Linked DNA regions of Homo sapiens: regions 1, 2 and 3 are each linked to region 4. The links are chromatin contacts, found by Hi-C or POLR2A ChIA-PET in ENCODE. All regions are on one chromosome and are shown on one strand. Each heading gives the region's core, a stretch centred on a gene start or an enhancer-like site at or near the end of the contact. The rest is flanking DNA. Distances are from core to core; before and after follow the strand shown. Region 1 holds the start of AARS2 (alanyl-tRNA synthetase 2, mitochondrial). Region 2 has its middle 17 kb from the start of MRPS18A. Region 3 holds the start of NFKBIE (NFKB inhibitor epsilon). Region 4 holds the start of LINC03040 (long intergenic non-protein coding RNA 3040).

What was found. A loop is a pair of places that touch in the nucleus more often than their neighbours do. ChIA-PET counts read pairs that join two places held with the same protein, here RNA polymerase II (POLR2A). Pooled maps may share reads with other maps.
Region 1: a loop to region 4 is called in a pooled map, with 6 times the contacts of the local background. The contact joins the promoter of AARS2 here to the promoter of LINC03040 in region 4. A Hi-C loop is called at or near these places in 5 of 50 pooled maps. POLR2A ChIA-PET finds 5 or more read pairs at or near these places in 2 of 52 experiments (B cell and Panc1).
Region 2: a pooled map shows a loop between it and region 4 (2.3-fold over the local background). The contact joins the enhancer-like site here to the promoter of LINC03040 in region 4. A Hi-C loop is called at or near these places in 2 of 37 single-sample maps with no recorded cell type and 2 of 50 pooled maps. POLR2A ChIA-PET finds 5 or more read pairs at or near these places in 4 of 52 experiments (BJ, H1, activated B cell and 1 more).
Region 3: a loop to region 4 is called in a pooled map, with 3 times the contacts of the local background. The contact joins the promoter of NFKBIE here to the promoter of LINC03040 in region 4. A Hi-C loop is called at or near these places in 2 of 37 single-sample maps with no recorded cell type and 3 of 50 pooled maps. POLR2A ChIA-PET finds 5 or more read pairs at or near these places in 1 of 52 experiments (PC-9).

The regions. Positions count from the first base shown.
Region 1 is chr6:44,312,062-44,314,761 of GRCh38, reverse strand. AARS2 (alanyl-tRNA synthetase 2, mitochondrial) reads left to right here and starts at 1,415. Exons shown (of 22, transcript NM_020745.4): 1 at 1,415-1,681; 2 at 2,499-2,690. The coding sequence starts at 1,439. LOC124901322 (a long non-coding RNA gene) reads right to left here. Exons shown (of 3, transcript XR_007059594.1): 3 at 215-611. RefSeq lists an enhancer at 1,111-1,670.
Region 2 is chr6:43,703,671-43,706,370 of GRCh38, reverse strand. It overlaps the pseudogene EXOSC8P1. Among named protein-coding and RNA genes, the nearest start is that of MRPS18A, 17 kb to the right of the region's middle. RefSeq lists an enhancer at 2,482-2,700. Within about 2 kb of position 1,395, at least 8 of the 41 ENCODE cell types and tissues checked have a DNase peak (open chromatin) inside an H3K27ac peak, as active enhancers do.
Region 3 is chr6:44,264,203-44,266,902 of GRCh38, reverse strand. NFKBIE (NFKB inhibitor epsilon) reads left to right here and starts at 1,352. Exons shown (of 6, transcript NM_004556.3): 1 at 1,352-1,921. The coding sequence starts at 1,557. RefSeq lists a silencer at 1,138-1,807 and enhancers at 1,726-2,225, 2,618-2,700.
Region 4 is chr6:43,999,138-44,001,837 of GRCh38, reverse strand. LINC03040 (long intergenic non-protein coding RNA 3040) reads right to left here and starts at 1,253. Exons shown (of 3, transcript NR_160956.1): 1 at 1,138-1,253. It overlaps SCIRT (stem cell inhibitory RNA transcript), which reads left to right. Exons shown (of 5, transcript NR_125864.1): 2 at 722-795; 3 at 1,123-1,247; 4 at 2,330-2,620. LOC124901321 (a long non-coding RNA gene) reads right to left here. Exons shown (of 2, transcript XR_007059591.1): 2 at 2,284-2,700. RefSeq lists an enhancer at 997-1,146.

The DNA of each region.
Region 1 (2,700 bases), core at 166-2,665, 310 kb before region 4:
ATCCCAGCTACTCAGGAGGCTAAGGCAGGATAATTGCTTGAACCCGGGAGACAGAGGTTGCAGAGAGCCGAGATTGTGCTATTGCACGCCAGCACAACAAGAGTGAAACCCCATCTCAAAAAAATAAAAAAGTCATTAATCACACAGAAATCCCCAGCTGGCTTTAGCTTTCTGTTCCAGAAACACTGGAAAAACCAAAACAGGCCAAACACACTTTCAAAACAACACCTTTAATCTATGTGGGCAAAGGGAGAAAAAGGGGATCATGGAATAGGAGTTATAGGTGCTGTCAGAACACAAAGTTAAGAATTTACTATCACTATAGAAATTCAAGTCCAATGTAGATTCCGCAGAGAAACTATGTATACAAAGACCCCAAATAACTTAACACACACAGAATCGTGGCTAAAAGAGACCACCCTGATGGCTAAGGCCTTCTCGGTTATTACACTGACCTCAGCTCTGGAACCTCTATTGAGTTTTAGCTTTGGCAGATTCTCTTCTGTCTTCCCAATCTGTTTAATTTCCCAAGCCAAGGGCATCATGAGAAGCCCCATGAGCACCCTGATTGCATCCACAAGGGCCTGTTGGCTTCAGGGTCACAGCTGTTACTATGGAAAGACAGAAGGGAGAGGTAGAACAGGTATATCTCTTATCCTAAACGAAAACACACAAAACCTTAGGGCATTAGAAGGCTTAGAGAGTGAAATCTCTGCAGCTATTAGCCAACAGCTTCCTCCTGCCTTGACGACCTGGATTCTCTCTGATCCCCAGGCAAATGAGAAGACCAAATGTTAGGCAATTAATAATATAGCAGATGCTGTTTGGCTTCTGTGTTCTCCTATAGACTCCTGCTTCACGGGCAAAAATGGCCGTGTCTGATGCCAAGGTCCAAGGAAACTGGCAAATGCCTAGAACAGTGCCTAGCACATACTAGGTCTTCAATAAATATTTGTTGAATACCTCTTGAATGAATGCTGATACTCCCCTGTCACTCTCTGCCTTCTTCCCTCAGCCTGGAAAAACACACACAAAACACACACACACACACACACACACACACACGAAGTTGAATCCACACCTGTTTATTGCAACCCCATCTGTAACTTTGCAAAACTAATAAGCACAACAGCAATTACTGCTAGAATACGGATTTCAGTGGGCAGGGCATTTTGTCAATTTTGTACCCTAAAAGCCCAAAACAATGCCTAGCACATAGTAGGCTCTCAATGAATATTTGCTTAATGCCGAATGAATTAAGAGCCTACTATGTGCCGGGCGCTGTGCTAGACTCTGCCAGCGACCCAATCGATCGCTTCCACCCCGGCGGCAGAGGCCGCCCCCTGAGTCCTCCTACCGCCAGGGGCCGCTGTAGGAAACGCCTGGCTTCCTTCCCTCGTCACTCTTTGACCACGTAAAGTCACTGCCCGGAGCTACGATGGCAGCGTCAGTGGCAGCTGCAGCCCGGAGGCTGCGGCGGGCCATTCGAAGGTCGCCCGCATGGCGGGGCCTCAGCCATCGGCCGCTCTCATCGGAGCCCCCTGCAGCCAAGGCCTCGGCCGTGAGGGCCGCCTTTCTGAACTTCTTTCGGGACCGCCATGGCCACCGGCTGGTGCCCTCCGCTTCCGTGCGGCCCCGCGGCGACCCCAGTTTGCTTTTTGTCAATGCGGGCATGAACCAGGTGAGGGCCGAACCATACTGATAGGGAGCGGAGTTCGTGAGTTTTCTGGTGAGAAAGACGCTGCAGGATTGGGCAAAAGAAGCGAGAGGCGGAGTTCGTAGCTTTTGGGGAAAGAGGGCGGTGCTTGGTTGGGTAAAGTGATGGGGGTACGGCGCTCAGAGTATAGGGAGGGCTTGGGGAGGGCTTGAGCTGGGAACTTCTGGATTGGGATTGAGTATTAGGTCCAGAAATGGCTGGAGTGGAATCCCGAGGGAGAAGTCTGATTTCATTTATTCGTTATTTAAATAAAGATAACGCTTTCATTAAATGTTTATTGATCACCTATTGTTTGCTGAGTACTATTCTCTAAGGTTTTGGTTTTTATCAACCACTCATCTTTTCTAGACTTCATTGTCCTCATCTGTAAAATAGGGGCGGCATAAGTTAACCTTAGAGGCCGTCTGGGCTCCCTACTAAATGAGTCTCAGTTTTGTTCCCTGAAGTTATTGGGTGTGGTTGAAGAAGCTGAGACGGAGGATGCCACCTTTCAGCGTCCCATTTCCAGCTCCCAACACATTCCTCCTTCTTTTACCTTGCCTATTTTACTAGGCAGAGGGTCTCCGGTTCATGATTTGTTTACCTCTTCTCTGCTCCCCACACACCAGAGATGGCTGTCCCGAGGCTCCCAGTTTGTCCTCATAGACCAAGATTACACTGCACTCTCAGGGGCACAGTCAGCCTTCGGTCTGAACAGCCATCCCTATCCTCACTCCCCACATTTCCCTTCTACTGAGAAATTGGATATCCCTCTCCCCCTCCCCACTCTATGTGCTTCCAGTTCAAGCCAATCTTTCTGGGCACCGTGGATCCACGAAGCGAGATGGCAGGCTTCCGACGTGTGGCCAACAGCCAGAAATGTGTGAGAGCTGGAGGACACCATAACGACCTGGAAGATGTGGGTCGAGACCTTTCCCATCATACCTTCTTTGAAATGCTTGGCAATTGGGCCTTTGGGGGTGAATATTTTAAGGTGAGTCTCT
Region 2 (2,700 bases), core at 146-2,645, 300 kb after region 4:
CAGGAAAGCGTGCTTGAATTCTATGCTATGATCTCATTCGCCTCTCTCATTTGCCTATTATGGAAGCATTTTGGATGCCTGCACATTTGCTTTGTAAGCAGCTTTTTAAAATGTACAGTTGCCTGAAGTTGCTAGAAAGAGACTATTTTAGCAGAAGTTAAGAAGAGAAGTTATTTGAATACTAGAACTTACCCAGCTGCAACTTCCTTTGCCGTGTTTGATGACACTTTGCTCATAGCTGACCTGACTGGAGAGGAGGAACATCTGGCAACTGGAATCTTAATAACAGTAATGGAAGAGGAAGCAGGCTCTGGTGTCCTCACCAAGCAGGTAAAAGTGGGCTGACTGGAGCTAGACTCCAGGACTAGATGAACCGAGCTGTTACAAGACACAAAGCTATTTAAAATGCAATGGATGAAGTAAATAGTATGAAACCCGAAGAAATGACCACCACATTTTCAAAGCAGATTTGTAAAAATTGTATTTGTTACACTGTGCACAAAACTTTTATACTATTAGCTGGGCGTGATAGTGCACGCCTGTAGTCCCAGCTACTCAGGAGGCTGGGGCGGAAGGGTTGCCTGAGCCCAGGAGGCAGAGGTTGCAGTAAGCCAAGATCTGCACTCAGACACTGTCTCAAAAAAAAAAAAAAAGAAAATTTTATACTCAATAAATATCAAACTACATTCTTCTGAAATATAGTTCTAGTATTTCTAGATGTTTCTAGTGTTTATGGTCACTTCACACATATATTATGTACAGTGAAACCATTTTTTTTTTCCTTTTCTTTCTGAGGCAGGGTCTCGCTCTGTCACCCAGGCTGGAGAGCAATGGCTTAGGCAAACCAACCCTAGTATGTTAAACCATTTCCCTGTTATTATTTAAAAACCATAGGATTGTGCTTCTCTATAAAGTGTGTACATTTAGCAGTGTAAAATACTGACACATTAAAAAACAAAAACAGAGGCCGGGTGCAGTGGCTCATGCCTGTAATCCCAGCACTTTGGGATGCCGAGGCAGGCAGATCACCTGCGGTCAGGAGTTTGAGACCAATCTGGCCAACATGGCGAAACCTCGTCTCTACTAAAAGTACAAAAATTAGCCAGGCGTGGTGGTAGTGTGCCTGTAATCCCAGCTACTCAAGAGGCTGAGGCAGGAGAATTACTTGAACCCGGGAGGCGGAAAAGCTTGCAGTGAGCTGAGATCATGCCATTGTACTCCAGCCTGGATGACAGAGCGAGAATCCATCTCAAAAAAAGAAAAAGAAAACAAAACAAAACTAAACAAAAAAAAAACAGAAAAAATAACGAGGAAGCTCTTGCTGCTCATGGTATGCTCACTAAGTAAATACAGTGCTAAGCAAATGCTGAGTAAATACAAAGCTAGGTGCAGAATACTGTGAATGGCATATTTACCAAAGAAAGGGGGAGGGTGTGGGAGTGGGGGAAGTGAAAACATGTTGATATACATTTGCTGCGTATACCTAGAATATCTCTGGGAAACCACATAAGAATCTGGTGAGGGGAGAAGGGGAGGGAGACTTTTCATTATATATACTTTCACACTCTTAAAATTTTAAAAGGCCGGGTGCGGTGGCTCACGCCTGTAATCCCAGCACTTTGGGAGGCCGAGGTGGGCGGATCACGAGGTCAGGAGTTCGAGACCAGCCTGACCAACATAGTGAAACCCTGCCTCTACTAAAAACACAAAAATTAGCCGGGCGTGGTGGTGCGTGCCTGTAATCCCAGCTACTCAGGAGGCTGAAGCAGGAGAATCGCTTGAACCCGGGAGGCAGAGGTTGGAGTGAGCCGAGATCATGCCACTGCACTCCAGCCTGGGCAACAGAGTGAGACTCCATCTCAAAAAAAAAAAAAATTAAAATATGAAAATATACCACTACAAACAAAAATGCTTTTTAAAAATCAAGATGAGGCTTAATTCTGCCTGGAGATTTATTTGATGGTAGTCCTCACCCACTGGCCCTCTTCCGAGGGCCCCATCTCCACTCCTCTCTGGCCAGTTGTCTCAGAGATAGATGCCAGCTTCCTCAAATCTTATGCAAAATTATCACTGTCTTGACTTCATCTTCACATAGTCAAGCCATGCCTTTTTCGCACAAAGGGCCCATTGCTGTGATTTCCCCACAAAAGAATCATTTCCCCAAGAGGAACCATGCCATGTCCCTAGAAAGCAGAAAGAGTGACAGTATCCTCTGTATTAAACAGCCCTGAAGTGTTTCTGCCAGGTCTGTTTCCATGCTTGCCTCTTCCGGCCTGGATTGTGGGTCTTGAGAGCAAAAACCTGTTTTATGCATCTCTGGGTCCCCGGCTTCATAGGTGATTCCAAATGCACCACATCCCTTCTTCAATGCCTGGCACAGCATGGTTCACACAGAGGACCCCTAGTAAATGTTTACCAGGTTGAGTCGCTTTGGTGAGGTGTGTGAACATGGAGAGATAAGACAGAGGGTGGAAGTTGGGCCAGATCTGGAGCAGAGCCAGAGGGTAATTAATAAAAACAGCTCACATTTATTGAGCATTTTACTACTTGCCAGGTGCTCTTCTCAATGCCTTTCTGCATTAGCTCATATAATCTTCACAACAACCCTACCAAGCAAGTTCCATTATTATCCCCATTGTACAGATGAGGAAACTGAGGCACAGAGCGACTAAGAAACAGTGTGTTGTTCAAATACTGTCA
Region 3 (2,700 bases), core at 103-2,602, 260 kb before region 4:
CTGTGGGAAAGCTGGCCTCCCCCCTGCAAAACGTTGCTGTCTACACTCATCCACCTTCCTTTCTCCAATGCTGGAGATGGAAAAGCTACATGTTCCCTTGCGGATAACCCTCTAAGGGCATTGCTGGCGTTAGGCTGATAGCACTTGGAATAGTGGGGAGGAATGAGGGAATAAATCATGGAGCATGGGCTTAGGGCTCACTTGTAGTAGGGTGCTCCCACGGCCTTCCTAGGCCCAGGGACAGTGAAAGAGGAAAGATGTTTTGGGACTAAGATTGGGGCTGTGTTGGGGACCTGAGCAGAGTGCAACCCAGCATGTCTGGGGCCTCCCCAACCTGACCCCACTTCCTTGACTGCTGGGGTTGACCAGAAACTGTAACTACCCAAGGCCAGGGTTTCACCCTTTGAGGAAGAAGAAACTCCACAACCACTTTACTTTTTAGACAACAGTTTCCCTGAGAAGACGCTCTTTCCAAAAAAACATTTTCATGCCCAATTCCATGTGATGTGGGACGTTGACACAGGAGACTGTCTTCCAGGACCCAGGAGAACTGCTCCTTTAAAGATAATGGGAGTCCCCTTTCCCTACCCGTACCCCTGGGCACTGATAGGGAAAGATGAGAAAGCAAGAGAAATTGAGATAAATGGGCAGGGGATAGGAAGCAGTGCTTCCCCATCCCATCGCCTACATGCCCTCCCCCAAAGATGCCAGCTTGTACGGACAATTAATAGATATTTCTTTTAAAACAAATGAATGATCCGGGACCGGTGGCTCACAGCCTGTAATCCCAGCACTTTGGTAGTCCGAGGCAGGCAGATCGCTTGAACCCAGGAGTTCGAGACCAGCCTGGGCAACGTAGCGAGACCCCCGTCTCTACTTGTAGTCCCAGCTACTCGAAAGGCTGAGGCAGGAGAATCGCTTGAACCCAGGAGGCGGAGGTTGCAGTGAGCAGAGATCAACCACTGCACTCCAGCCTGGGCAACAGAGCAAGACTTCGTCTCAAAAAAATAAAAAATAAAAATAAAACAAATGAATTAAGAAATAGAAGTGAAAGAAGGAAACAGTACATGCGTGGAACTAATGAATGGAGTGAAGGAGGAAGGGGGAAAGAGTGAATGAATGAATGAATGAATGAGTGAATGAATCAACGAAGGAGTGAGTCAAGGCCCGGGAACCACAGACTCCAAGCCTACGCAGAGCCCGGGAAGGGGGATTCCGGAGGGGCGGGGCCTCTTTCCGGAAGCGCCCGCCGGGGGCGGGGAGGGGGCGGGGCCATCCGCGTGAGGCGACCCTGTTGGTCCGGAGGGGCGGGGCGAGGAGGAGGACCCGCTTGGGCGGTTCGGCTGCCCACAGTAACCGCTGGGTGGACCTGGCCAGCGCTCCGAACCTTGTCCTCGCTGCGCGCCGGCCCCTCGGAGCCCCACAGCCCGGGAAGGAGGCCGCCGCGGGCCGGGCGCCCGCTCTGCCAAGCGGACCCGCAACCCGGAAAGGCGGCGCGGCGGAGCCTGGAGCCGGATCCTGCTCAGACCGGGCCCCGGCCGGCCAGAGCCGCGGGCATGTCGGAGGCGCGGAAGGGGCCGGACGAGGCGGAGGAGAGCCAGTACGACTCTGGCATTGAGTCTCTGCGCTCTCTGCGCTCCCTACCCGAGTCCACCTCGGCTCCAGCCTCCGGGCCCTCGGACGGCAGCCCCCAGCCCTGCACCCATCCTCCGGGACCCGTCAAGGAACCACAGGAGAAGGAAGACGCGGATGGGGAGCGGGCTGATTCCACCTATGGCTCCTCCTCGCTCACCTACACCCTGTCCTTGCTGGGGGGCCCCGAGGCTGAGGACCCGGCCCCACGCCTGCCACTCCCCCACGTGGGGGCGCTGAGCCCTCAGCAGCTGGAAGCACTCACTTACATCTCCGAGGACGGAGACACGTGAGTATGGGGGCTAGGCTGAATCGGGATGCTAACTCTGGGCCTGCCCAAGAGCCGCAACAGGTCGGGCACCCCCACTCCCCCGTGAAGATCCTTCAAGTCCCCATTCGCTCTTCCAAACTCCAGACTTAACTCTCAGCCCACTTTTGAGGTCCAGCTAGGCCATGGAATCATCTCTGTCCTCCCATTTCGGGGTGGGCAGAGCTGGCAGGACCCTTAACCCAGCCAGCATCTTGGAAATCTACCAATAATCCACCCTTAGGAAGAGAAAATTCCCCTGACCAAGTCCAGTTTTTTTGTTTCTTCTTGCTGGGGAAGGGGACATCCTTATTTGCTCAATATCTGGGATTCCCAGTTCCTGACCTCAGAATGCTCTGTCTCAAGGAACAACAGGTGCCAGTTACAGGTTGCCAGTCGGGGCCAGGAAGCTAGGCATGGGGGGTGCCACCAGGGTGTAGGTTTGGGACTGGTCCTCAGGAGGATGGGGTGAGCCAGGCTGGGGCACTCTTGCCCCAGCAGACAGACAGGCGGCTGGCTGCCCCAGCTTACTTCCTCCTCTGCTAAGAAAGGGGAAGTGAGGGCTAGAGTCAGCGTCCCTGACATCCTCTACCTCCAGAGCCCCCAGTCCCACTAACTGTCGTGTCTCACTCCCTCACTTAACCCTTCCTCCTCCAGACCCAGATGGAGTTTGGTGGGAGTGGGCCAGAGGGCAGTTGAAGTAAAAGGCAGTTGTGTGGGATGGGTTGGCCAGTTGAGGATTTAGCCCCCCAGGAAGAAGA
Region 4 (2,700 bases), core at 4-2,503:
AGTCCAGTGGGTATGCCTCATTTGAGAGATCCCTAAGGGCAGGGTCGTGTCTCTCCCCTTACACTGGGAGTTTCCTGAAGCCCAGATACTGAGTTTCACCCTAAAGAAGGCAGCTCTGAGAGCACTATATGTGTCCCCCGTCAGACTGGGAGCTTCCTGAGGACAGGGGCTAAATTTCACCCATGAGAGTAACGCTTCAAGGTCAGTGTCTGTGACCTGTGACACTGGGGTTTCCTGAGGCATGGTCTGTCCGCTTCCTAGAGGGCAAGTCTCTCTCCTCCCTCACGTCTCACTCTCCCACCCCCACCCCACCCCAGGCTGCTGGAGGCTCCTCCTCCATTAGTGTTGCTTCCTGCCCATAGGGGGTGCTAGGGGCCCAGCGGACTGGCCTACGGATGGATGGGACCTGTTTATTGGGACTCGGGGCTTCAGTCCTTCGGGGTTGATGCACTTGAGAATAATGAGGGTGGGGTCCCCAACCTGTGAGGCTTGCTGAGGCAGTTGAGGGCCAGGTCTACTGGGGCCAGAGGCGGTGGCCAGCATGTGGGAGAAGCTCTGGGTGCTGGGTACCCACTGTTTCTTCCAGGAAGGGACAGTGTGGCCCTTGGTACAGAACATCCTGCCCACCTCCTCTCATAACCATTGAAGCCAAGCCCCAGTCCTCCACCAGCCTCTCCAGACCCCACTGCCTAACCTTTGCTTGTGCTGTTCTTTCTGCCAGAAACACTCTGTCTTCCTGCTTTGAGGACAGCTGAAGTCTTGCCACTTCTTCTGGATGCTCTGACCATCAGTAAGGTGGGCTGCTTGTGCCTGGGGGTCTTCTGGTGAAAAGAGCCCTCCATCTACTCCCTCCTTCCTCAACAACTTTGGCCACAGGGGCCAAAGAGGGGGCCAAGGTGGGGGAGGGGAGAGACAGGAACATTGGGGGAGCATAGGCAGAAGGGGAGTAAGAATAGGAACCTCCTTCCCCCCAACCCATCCCCCTGAAGCCCCTTCACAAGTCCCTTCATCCCCTCAGGGCCTCTGAACTCTTTCTCCTTGAAGCTGAGGGAAGCCCTGGAGAAGCGCTTTCCCACGGTCACAGCCTCAACAAACCCCTGCCCCCTTCTCCTTTGACTGCAGCCACCTCAGTCTCACCCTCCGCAGAATGCAGGCCCACTCCGTTGCTGAAGGGCCTCCTCCTTGGGCCAGGGCGCCTGCTTCTGCCAGTGGCATCATCACCCCACTCCTCAGCCGCCAGTCATCAGGTTGGCAATTAGCTACTTCCTCTCAGCTGCATGAGGCCACCAAACGTCACAGCCCCTCCCCTGGCCTGCCGCGGCGGGAGTGCTGGGGGCTGCCCCTACCCTTTGTAGTCAGTGCCAAGTCCTGGCTCAGTCCCCCTTCCCTACAACCTACTGAGTGCTAGGGTAATGAGCCTCCCATCTAGGGAGCTGAAAGCCTCGCTGCCTTCTCCCCGCTTCAAACCTCCTCCCCCATGTCACCCTATCCCATTGGGTGAGGACACTCCCGCTGCCTGGGTGGGGTGATGCCTGCTCAAGGGCACTAGCAGCCTGGGTGGGGCTTAAGACTCAGGTGTCTCTGTCCCCAGTCACAGGCGGTTTTCACCAGCCCCTTACCTGGGGCCCAGGAGTCTGAACTGAAGATGGTGGCAGTTATTTGGGAAGGGGAGAGAAATGGGGACTCATTCTACAGACCCCCAAACATGCAGGGGGCAGGCCCTTCATGAACACCCACATGGGCTCATTTGCCTGTGTCTAGGCACACACACGGTTACAATCTAGGCAATGTATGCTCCACTGCACTGTACCCACATGTGCCCCAGGTGGGCAAGTAAGCCCACTTGCCCAGATACCTCTCATGCCCACACATCCCTCCTCCAGGTGTGTGCATGCAAACTCACTGACATACAGTACTCAAAAAGGCAGTGAGCTTGCTGCCACACCAAAAACAAAACCGGGACCCTACAGAGGAATCTAGAAGCATGGGAGGGAAGGAGAGACCACCCCAACACTCGCTACCCCACAGACCAGGGAATCTTCCTGGGGAAGGATGGGAGGAAGTCTGCACTTCAGGGATATGTGTGGGGTACGCAGGTGGGCCGTGGTGGAAGCAGTTGTGTTGGAGTCTGGGTTGGGGGTGGAGGATGTGGATTTCCAGAGAGAATTGAAAAATTCCAACACATATAAACAAAGGCATGTGATCTTAGGCAGATCACTTAACTTCTTGGGGGCCCCAGTGACTGCATCTGTAAAATGGGAATAATGAGAACACCATTTAAACTTGGTTGTCAAATTTATTTTATTTTTATTTATTTATTTATTTTTAGAGACACGGTCTGACTTTGTTACCCCGGCTGGAGTGCAGTGGTGCAATCATGGCTCACTGCAGCCTTAACCTCCTGGGCTCAAGTGATCCTCTCGCCAAGGCTAGGATAAGTAGCTAGGACTACAGATGCGCCCCATCACGCCCAGCTAATTTTACAACTTCTGTAGAGATGGAGTGTTGCTGGGTTGCCCAGGCTGGTCTTGAATTCCTGGGCTCAAGCGATCCTCCTGTGTCCGGAATTGGTGGGTTCTTGGTCTCACTGACTTCAAGAATGAAGCCGCGGACCCTCGCGGTGAGTGTTACAGTTCTTAAAGACAGCGTGTCCAGAGTTTGTTCCTTCTGATGTTCAGATGTGTTCAGAGTTTCTTCCTT